Regions from separate parts of the Mus musculus genome. Here region 1 is linked to region 2. Evidence: chromatin contacts called from ENCODE POLR2A ChIA-PET data. All regions are on one chromosome and are shown on one strand. Each heading gives the region's core, a stretch centred on a gene start or an enhancer-like site at or near the end of the contact. The rest is flanking DNA. Distances are from core to core; before and after follow the strand shown.

Region 1 (3,711 bases), core at 354-2,853, 140 kb after region 2:
GCCATATAAGCTCAGGGCACAAGAGACCAGGACATCCCTAGGCAAAGATCAGCAAGCAAAGGTAAGCACAAAGACTATACAGGAATTGGGACTTTCTGGGAGCATCTCTCTCAGCGCTGGTAGGGTACCCTAAGGATGAGGAGAGACTAAATGGGGGTTTTCCTGCTGAGCCAGGCCATGCTGACTGCAATGTTGCTGAGTTGTGTTCTGCTGTTGGCACTGCCTCCCACACTGGGGGTCCAGATGGGCGTGGCTCCACTGAAGGGCATCAGAAGGCCTGACCAGGCTCTGTTCCCAGAGTTCCCAGGTGAGTATGGTCAGGTTGGGGATATGTGGGGCAACGACCATTGCTGGCCACAGACCTGCCCGCCCAGGCTTAGACCTCCTTCCCCAATCCCAATCCCAACCTAGGGAGGTGGGTACTTGGTGCATGGTGGGTGTGGCCCTCACATCTTCTGCCCCAGGTCTAAGTCTGAATGGCCTCAAGAAGACAACTGCAGACCGAGCAGAAGAAGTTCTGCTGCAGAAGGCAGAAGCTTTGGCGGAGGTAACTCATTAGGGAAAGGGATAAAGTAGAAGGTAGGGCGCATCAGATACCATCATCTCTCCCCACTTCCGGATTACCCAACCTGGGCAGAACTGCAGCCCCTCCCTGACCTCAGTCCACTGCCACCCTACTGGGGTCGGGGTTTGAGAGTTTCCTGAACCTTATTCCCCTACGAATGCAGGTGCTAGATCCACAGAACCGCGAGTCTCGTTCTCCGCGTCGCTGTGTAAGGCTGCACGAGTCCTGCTTGGGACAGCAGGTACCTTGCTGCGACCCGTGCGCTACGTGCTACTGCCGCTTCTTCAATGCCTTTTGCTACTGCCGCAAGCTGGGTACGGCCACGAACCTCTGTAGTCGCACCTAGCCAATGGATGTTGTTTGGGCAAAGGCAGGGGATGAGAATAAAGGATGGGACGGTTTAACCTTAAAGCTGTGGTTATTTCAAACGTGGCTGTCGAAGGGTTGTCGGGGCGTCGTCATGCTGGAACCACACACACCATAACCTCGGGGTCTAAGCTACACCATCATCTGAACCACATATATGGGCGAGTTTAAGGCACCAGGCCCCTTGGGGAAATCAGAAGGCCACACCCCGGTCCTAGAGAACTAGTGCAACAAACGCCGGGAAAGCGGGCGCAGTGCGGCTTACCGGGTGTAAAGTCTAGTTGGAGGATAACCATTTGGCTCCGAAACTCTCCCCTCCTCTTCCTTGGACCTCGGTTTCTGTCTGGTAGGAGACAGCCTCGACAGCCTAAGGAATAGCACACCCGCTCAGCTTTACCCGGCTGGCCCTAATGAAGCCAGACAGAAGCGCCAAACCCAGGAAAACTCAACTTAGGGCCCACCTCGCATCCTGAGGGTATTAGCACCACCACGCGGTCGATTTCCATCATCGACCTTTCTTTGCTCTCCGCTAGGCGCTCCAGGGCCGCCTTTCCTTAGTGCGCAGGCGCCGGGAGGGCAGTTATAGCCGGTCGGGCACTCCAGAGTAACGCATGCGTGCCAGGGTGCCCGGAAACTGGAGCCATTTAAGAGCCAGGCCCTACTGCGGTCACGTGAGACGCGGTGCGTCACCTGACGCACTTGACAGCCCGCTGCGGCCGCCGCGTCAGCTGATCCGGGGAGTCTAGTTGCGTGCGGGCAGATCGGGGCTCTCTGGTCCCGCCGCCCCCCGCCTCCCCTGCCGCCTCCCACCCCCGCCGCAGCCATGTCGTTCTTCCCGGAGCTCTATTTCAACGTGGACAATGGCTACTTGGAGGGATTAGTGCGCGGCCTGAAGGCCGGGGTGCTCAGCCAGGCGGACTACCTCAACCTGGTGCAGTGCGAGACGCTCGAGGGTGAGCCGCGGGTCCGGGCTGTCTGAGGGGGGCCTCCCTGAGCCGGGAAGGGCACGCGAGGCCTCTGGGAACCCGCGAGCTGATTGATGGTGGGCATGTCAGGAAGGAGTCTGCCTCTAGCTGCGGCTCTGCGCGGGGGCCCAGACGTAAACAAGCCTTCAAGAACCGCAGTGGTTTACCTGGGCTCGGGTTGCCTCTAACCTCGTCGAGCTAGTCCTATAATTTAGAAGGACGGGTCCCCGAGGATTGGTTAGCCGGCGCGACGAGTGCGCCTCCAAGCTTCTTCCCCCTGGCCCAACCCTAGGCCTGTTGGGTGGCAGTGCCTAGGGAAGTTAGATGGAAAAGGCTTCTCTCCTCCCCCAAGGGCTTTAGAATCGTTGTGTCTTGGTGGTGTTGGTCTGAGGGTTGGGTCGTCCTGGGGAATTGCTAAGCCAGTTTAGCGAGAGGTTCCTCCCAGCTCTGAACCGCTGGCTGTGTAGAGTCTTCAAGACTGTTTGGAAAAGCAAGAGGTGGCTCTGTAAATCAGAAATTCACGTACAAGTATTTGGCCCCAACCTGCATTCACACCCCACCCCAGCACTGTTGGGGCACCAGTTTGTTTGTTTGTTTCTTTCTTTCTTTCTTGGTTTTTCGAGACAGGGTTTCTCTGTGTAGCCCTGGCTGTCTTGGAACTCACTCTGTAGACCAAGCTGGCCTCAAACTCAGAAATTCACCTGCCAAGTGCTGGGATTAAAGGCGCACACCACCACGCCCGGCAGGGCACCAGTTTCTTACACAAGAGTGACAGAAAGCTAAGTTCCTCTTTCTTTCTTTTCCTTTTTTTTTTTTTTAAGATTTATTTATTGTTATATGTAAGTACACTGTACCTGTCTTCAGATACACCAGAAGAGGGCATCAGATCTCTTTACGGATGGTTGTGAGCCACCATGTAGTTGCTGGGATTTGAACTCAGGACCTTCAGAAGAGCAATCGGTTCTCTTAACCGTTGAGCCATCTCGCCAGCCCCCAAGTTCCTCTTTCTTAACACATAAATCTAAAGCAACAGTTTCCAACTTGTGGGTCACCATCCCTTTGACGGTCATAAGGGTCACCTAAGACCATTGAAAACCACAAATATTTATGGTTAACAACAGTAGCAAAATTACAGTTGTGAAGCAGCAATGAAAATAATTTTTATAGTTGGGGGTCACCACAACATAAGGTGTTTTAAAGGGTTGCAGCTTTAGGAAGGTTGAGAACCACTGATCTAAAGTTAGATGGCTCAACTGTAGCAGATGTACTAAGCTAGAGATGTCCCTAATTCTAGACCCTCCACGCACATGGTAGTAAAGGACAGAGACATGAGTTCCCATCTCTGAGTCCTAAAGGATTCCTTTGAAGAAAGGGGCTTGTAGCTGGAAGAGGCTGGGTGATTCACCCAATGTAGAAACTTCTTATCAAATACTTCTGATGTTAAGTTGGGCTCATACAGTTAATGTTTACCTTGAAAACTAGTCCCGTCAAGTGAAAAATAATGTTAAAATAGGAAACTTACTAAAGTTAAAGAGCAGTAGTAGATTTTATGATTTTTATGTTAACCTGCAAGAAAAAATTGTTCACCTTTATCATATGAGTGGAAGCAAGGAAGGAGAGGTTCAAGATGTTGGGCTGTGGGAGCCAGCCCCAAAGGTTTAGATGTGACTGTGGGAAGAGGAGAAGTAGGCTGCCTGGCTGCCTGGGGCGGGGCTTAACACTGTGCTTGGCACTCAGTGTGAGCTCTGTGGATCAACTGGGACTTGGGAGATTTTTTTTTTCCTGTTACAAGGAATTTAGTGTTTAGTTTTGTTC
Region 2 (3,561 bases), core at 386-2,885:
CGCGAACACTCATGCCATCTCGAATGTAGAAGCCCAGGGGACGGTCTGAACCATGTTTGTGCAGCCTCACTCGTCGGTGGGTCTCAGGTAGTAGGTCCACATCTATAACTGAAGACACCTGGCGGAAATCTTGGGGCAAGCTGATTAACAAGGGTGGCCTGGTGCGCAGAGGTGCCACTGGTCGTAGCAGGAGCCCTTTCTTGCGCCTTTGTAGAGAGTTGGAGGCAAAAGCCAGGCCACTCGAGTCACCTTCTGCTGCAGGAGAGGGGGGGGGACTAAGATTAGAGACTTCTCCCAATTGGGCCTGTGATAGGGACAATGTCAACTGTTTTCCTGCTACTTGGAGGTCAGACCAAGGGCAGAGGCTACAGAACATAAAGCCTGGGGGCCCTGGGTATGATCTACCCTGATATACCTGTCCTATCACCCTAACCCAAGAAAGCTGCCCACTGTACCCCATCCTCACCCCGTTTCTGAACCAAGAGGCGCAGAGGTGGGGGCCCGCTGGCCAGGGCCCGGTGCAAACTGTCATCGTTGGTGAGGGGCAGCAAGTCACCGTGAGCATCCGTATAGCCAAGCAGGACGTCCAGGCCAGGGATCTGGTGTACCACACACAGCAATCGCGAGAACTCCTGAAAGCCTCTCACCGAAGTGCGGGGTAGTGCAAAGCGTCGGAACTCGGCGTCAAACTGGAGGCGGGAGGGAAAGGGAACGGAGTGTCAGGACATCCCAAGCCCCTTTCTCACCACAGCACTGAGGCTGTCAGGAGAGGGAAAGGTTGCTGGAACAGCTGCAGCCTTAGGCTTAAACCTCAGCTCCAGTACAAGGGACACTGTCCAAGGTCTTTCCCTTGCTCTCCACATACCCAGGCCACAGAGGGACTCTGGAAGTCCGTAGTGGGAGGGAGGATGCGATGAGGGGAGGCAGACAGAAAAGCAGAATAGGACGGAGGATGGAGGACAGAAAGAGGTGATGGAGAGCCAAGGAACTAATAAGGGAGAGAAAGGGAATTAGGAGCCCTAGCGCAGTGGCTAGAGCCGAGACCAGAGAAGCCCTTACTTTGCTCTTCACCTCGACGATGCTATCGGGACTGCGCGCCGGAGTCCTCTGCGGCCTGGCCATTGCAGGGCCTGGCGGGCGGGGGACAGTGCCCCACAGCAGCCCGCCGAGGCGCAGGTGCACAGCCCGGCCCGCTGGCCCGAGCCGCCCCGCCCCTGGCGGTAGCACTCGCCCCGCCCTCCCACCCAAACCATGACGTCAAGGGGGACGCGACACCGAGAAACGTGGAGTCTACGTTTCCTAGGAAACGGAGACGGAGGCAGAGAGGGCTTTCTCTGTTCTTACGTCATTACGCTATGGTTCGAGCGTCCCAAAAAGGACTCGACCAATCCGAAGGCAGAATGAGGGAACAAACATTTATTAAGTTGTCCGTGCTGTCATTTTCATTTTGTAAAGGAAACTACGGCAACATTTTAGGAAAATTCTGGAGGTCTTACACAGAGCCAAAGTGGCTTCAGGCCCCATTCTCTGCTGCAGCCTCCTAACCTGGATCGCTCTCATCCAATCTAGTCCTTGCCTTTTCCTTTCCGGCTCTAGAGTTGTACTGAGGAACAGCTCACGGGCTCAGAGAGATGCCCCGGTAAGAATAAACTGTCATCAGCCAGCAGCTAGGTCAGTCAGCAGGACCCGGGAAGAGCTTGCGCAGGCGCAGAACCGCGAGGGGGGCGGAGTCTCAAACTTAGGATCCGCCTGGCGGTCACGTGCTTCCTCTCCCGCTAGAGGCGGAGCGGCGGTGCTCGCGGGAAGACCCTTTCCTGGGGGTCGCCCAGGGTGCCGCCCTGCTAATGTCCGATTCAGGGTTGCTGGCCCTACAGCCCTGGATTCGAGAGCTGATCCTAGGTTCAGAAACACTGTCAAGTCCACGAACCGGGCAGCTGCTCAAGGTAAGCAGGTCGCTCAGATCCCAGAGACCCGGGTAGAGAAGGCGGGAGTGAATTGACACTAGCCACTACTGTTGTGTTAGGTACTCCAGGACTCGGAGACTCCCGGCCCTTCTTCCGCCCCTGACACACCTGACACCGGGGCCGTGTTACTTGTGTCAGACGGAACCCACAGTGTCCGATGCGTGGTGACGCGCAACGCCATCGACACCTCCGACTGGTAAGAGAAGTGCTACTTGTCAGCGGAAGGTGGGAGGCCAGCTGGCTAGTGGGGCATTGAACCTGAAGTGGGCGGGTACTGGAGAAGTGGGGAAAGCTCATTCCCCAGGCGTATGGGGGTTTGTGCCTGTGCTCTGGACAATGAGGGCTGTGCTCGCCGCAGGGAGGAGAAGGAGCTCGGATTCCGCGGGACCGAGGGCCGGCTCCTGCTACTGCAGGCCTGCGGGCTCCGCGTTCAGGTGGCTCAGGACCATGCGGTGAGTGGTAAGGCTCACTTGGGCGGGTTGGTTACTGTACCTAGCTCTTTGTCACCACTCCTGAGACACCACTCCCCAACTCCTCCAGCCTGCGGAGTTCTACCTCCAGGTGGATCGCTTTAACCTGCTGCCCACGGAGCAGCCCCGGATACAGGTGACTGGTTGGTAAGTGGTCCCTTTAAGGGAAGGGGATGTAGCTCAGTGGCAGACTACAGGCTTCGCATGGCTGAAGTCCTGAGGGCTTCAGTCTAAATCTCTCCATATTCCTCTCCCCAAAACAAAACAGTTAAATGAAGCTTCCACCTTTTGTCTCTTCACGCGCACTTGGCATAGATCTTCAGGTGAGAGGGATGGGCATCAATAACCCTGATCACCTACCACCCTCCTCTTTCTCCCAGCAATCAGGATTCAGATGTGCAGAGAAAACTCAATGAGTGTCTTGAGTAAGTTTGGGGTTGGGCCCTGAGGCTGTGCGCGGTATGGTCACGGGTGGCAGAGCTGGGTAGATTGGCATCAGAGCTGTCCCTGAGAAGTCTTCACTGTTTCTCTAGGGACCACCTCTCAGAGTCTGCTTCTTCCAGTGCAGGTACTGGTAGGGGTTTCCCCGGTAACCCTACCTAACTCCCTCTGTGGTTCCTCAGTAAGTCACTGAAATCTCTCACTTACCCTTCCTTCTTGTTGCAACTTCAATCCTTCGGCTAAAATGCTGGCCCCAGGCCTAACCCTGTCCCAGCTTCTGGATGAGGTGAGGGAGGACCAGGATCATCGGGGAGCCCTAGTGTGTCTAGCTAAGAGCTGCCTGGTGCTGAAAGGTCCTTGTACAACCACCCCCCTCACCGACTGGATCACCTCTGGCTCCCAGGCCTTGGTCAGTGCTGGGCTTTTTCTGGGAGGTTTCAGAGGGAGGGTTAGGCAACTGCCATGCTGAGCTCTCTCCCTCTCTCGTGTCCCGCAGGGAAAAGCTGTGTTCACTGTGTCTGGCTCATTGCTGCACATCCCTGAGGGTGAGGAGCAGATTTTGAGTTCTACAGGCTCCAGTCAGAAGGCTCGGGGTAAGAACTGAATGGGGACAGGGGGGTGGGGGGGGCTCAGAGCCCACCACAGTACTGATGATTCTCTCCAGAATGCCAGGGACCCACCTTTTT

What was found. ChIA-PET counts read pairs that join two places held with the same protein, here RNA polymerase II (POLR2A).
Region 1: POLR2A ChIA-PET joins it to region 2 with 11 read pairs in Patski. The contact joins the promoter of Atp6v0d1 here to the promoter of Acd in region 2. POLR2A ChIA-PET finds 5 or more read pairs at or near these places in 2 of 5 experiments (Patski and embryonic stem cell).

What each region holds. Positions count from the first base shown.
Region 1 is chr8:105,563,956-105,567,666 of GRCm38, reverse strand. It overlaps Atp6v0d1 (ATPase, H+ transporting, lysosomal V0 subunit D1), which reads left to right and starts at 1,603. Exons shown (of 8, transcript NM_013477.4): 1 at 1,603-1,884. The coding sequence starts at 1,755. It overlaps Agrp (agouti related neuropeptide), which reads left to right. Exons shown (of 5, transcript NM_001271806.1): 2 at 1-61; 3 at 175-307; 4 at 465-547; 5 at 729-972. The coding sequence starts at 178. The coding sequence ends at 911. Gm38250 (predicted gene, 38250) reads right to left here and starts at 1,487. Exons shown (of 4, transcript NR_168532.1): 1 at 1,393-1,487; 2 at 1,197-1,298.
Region 2 is chr8:105,699,302-105,702,862 of GRCm38, reverse strand. It overlaps Acd (adrenocortical dysplasia), which reads left to right and starts at 1,635. Exons shown (of 11, transcript NM_001012638.2): 1 at 1,635-1,943; 2 at 2,024-2,160; 3 at 2,323-2,416; 4 at 2,505-2,581; 5 at 2,815-2,859; 6 at 2,968-3,002; 7 at 3,133-3,284; 8 at 3,372-3,468. The coding sequence starts at 1,845. Pard6a (par-6 family cell polarity regulator alpha) reads right to left here and starts at 1,216. Exons shown (of 3, transcript NM_019695.3): 1 at 1,060-1,216; 2 at 467-689; 3 at 1-255. The coding sequence starts at 1,122.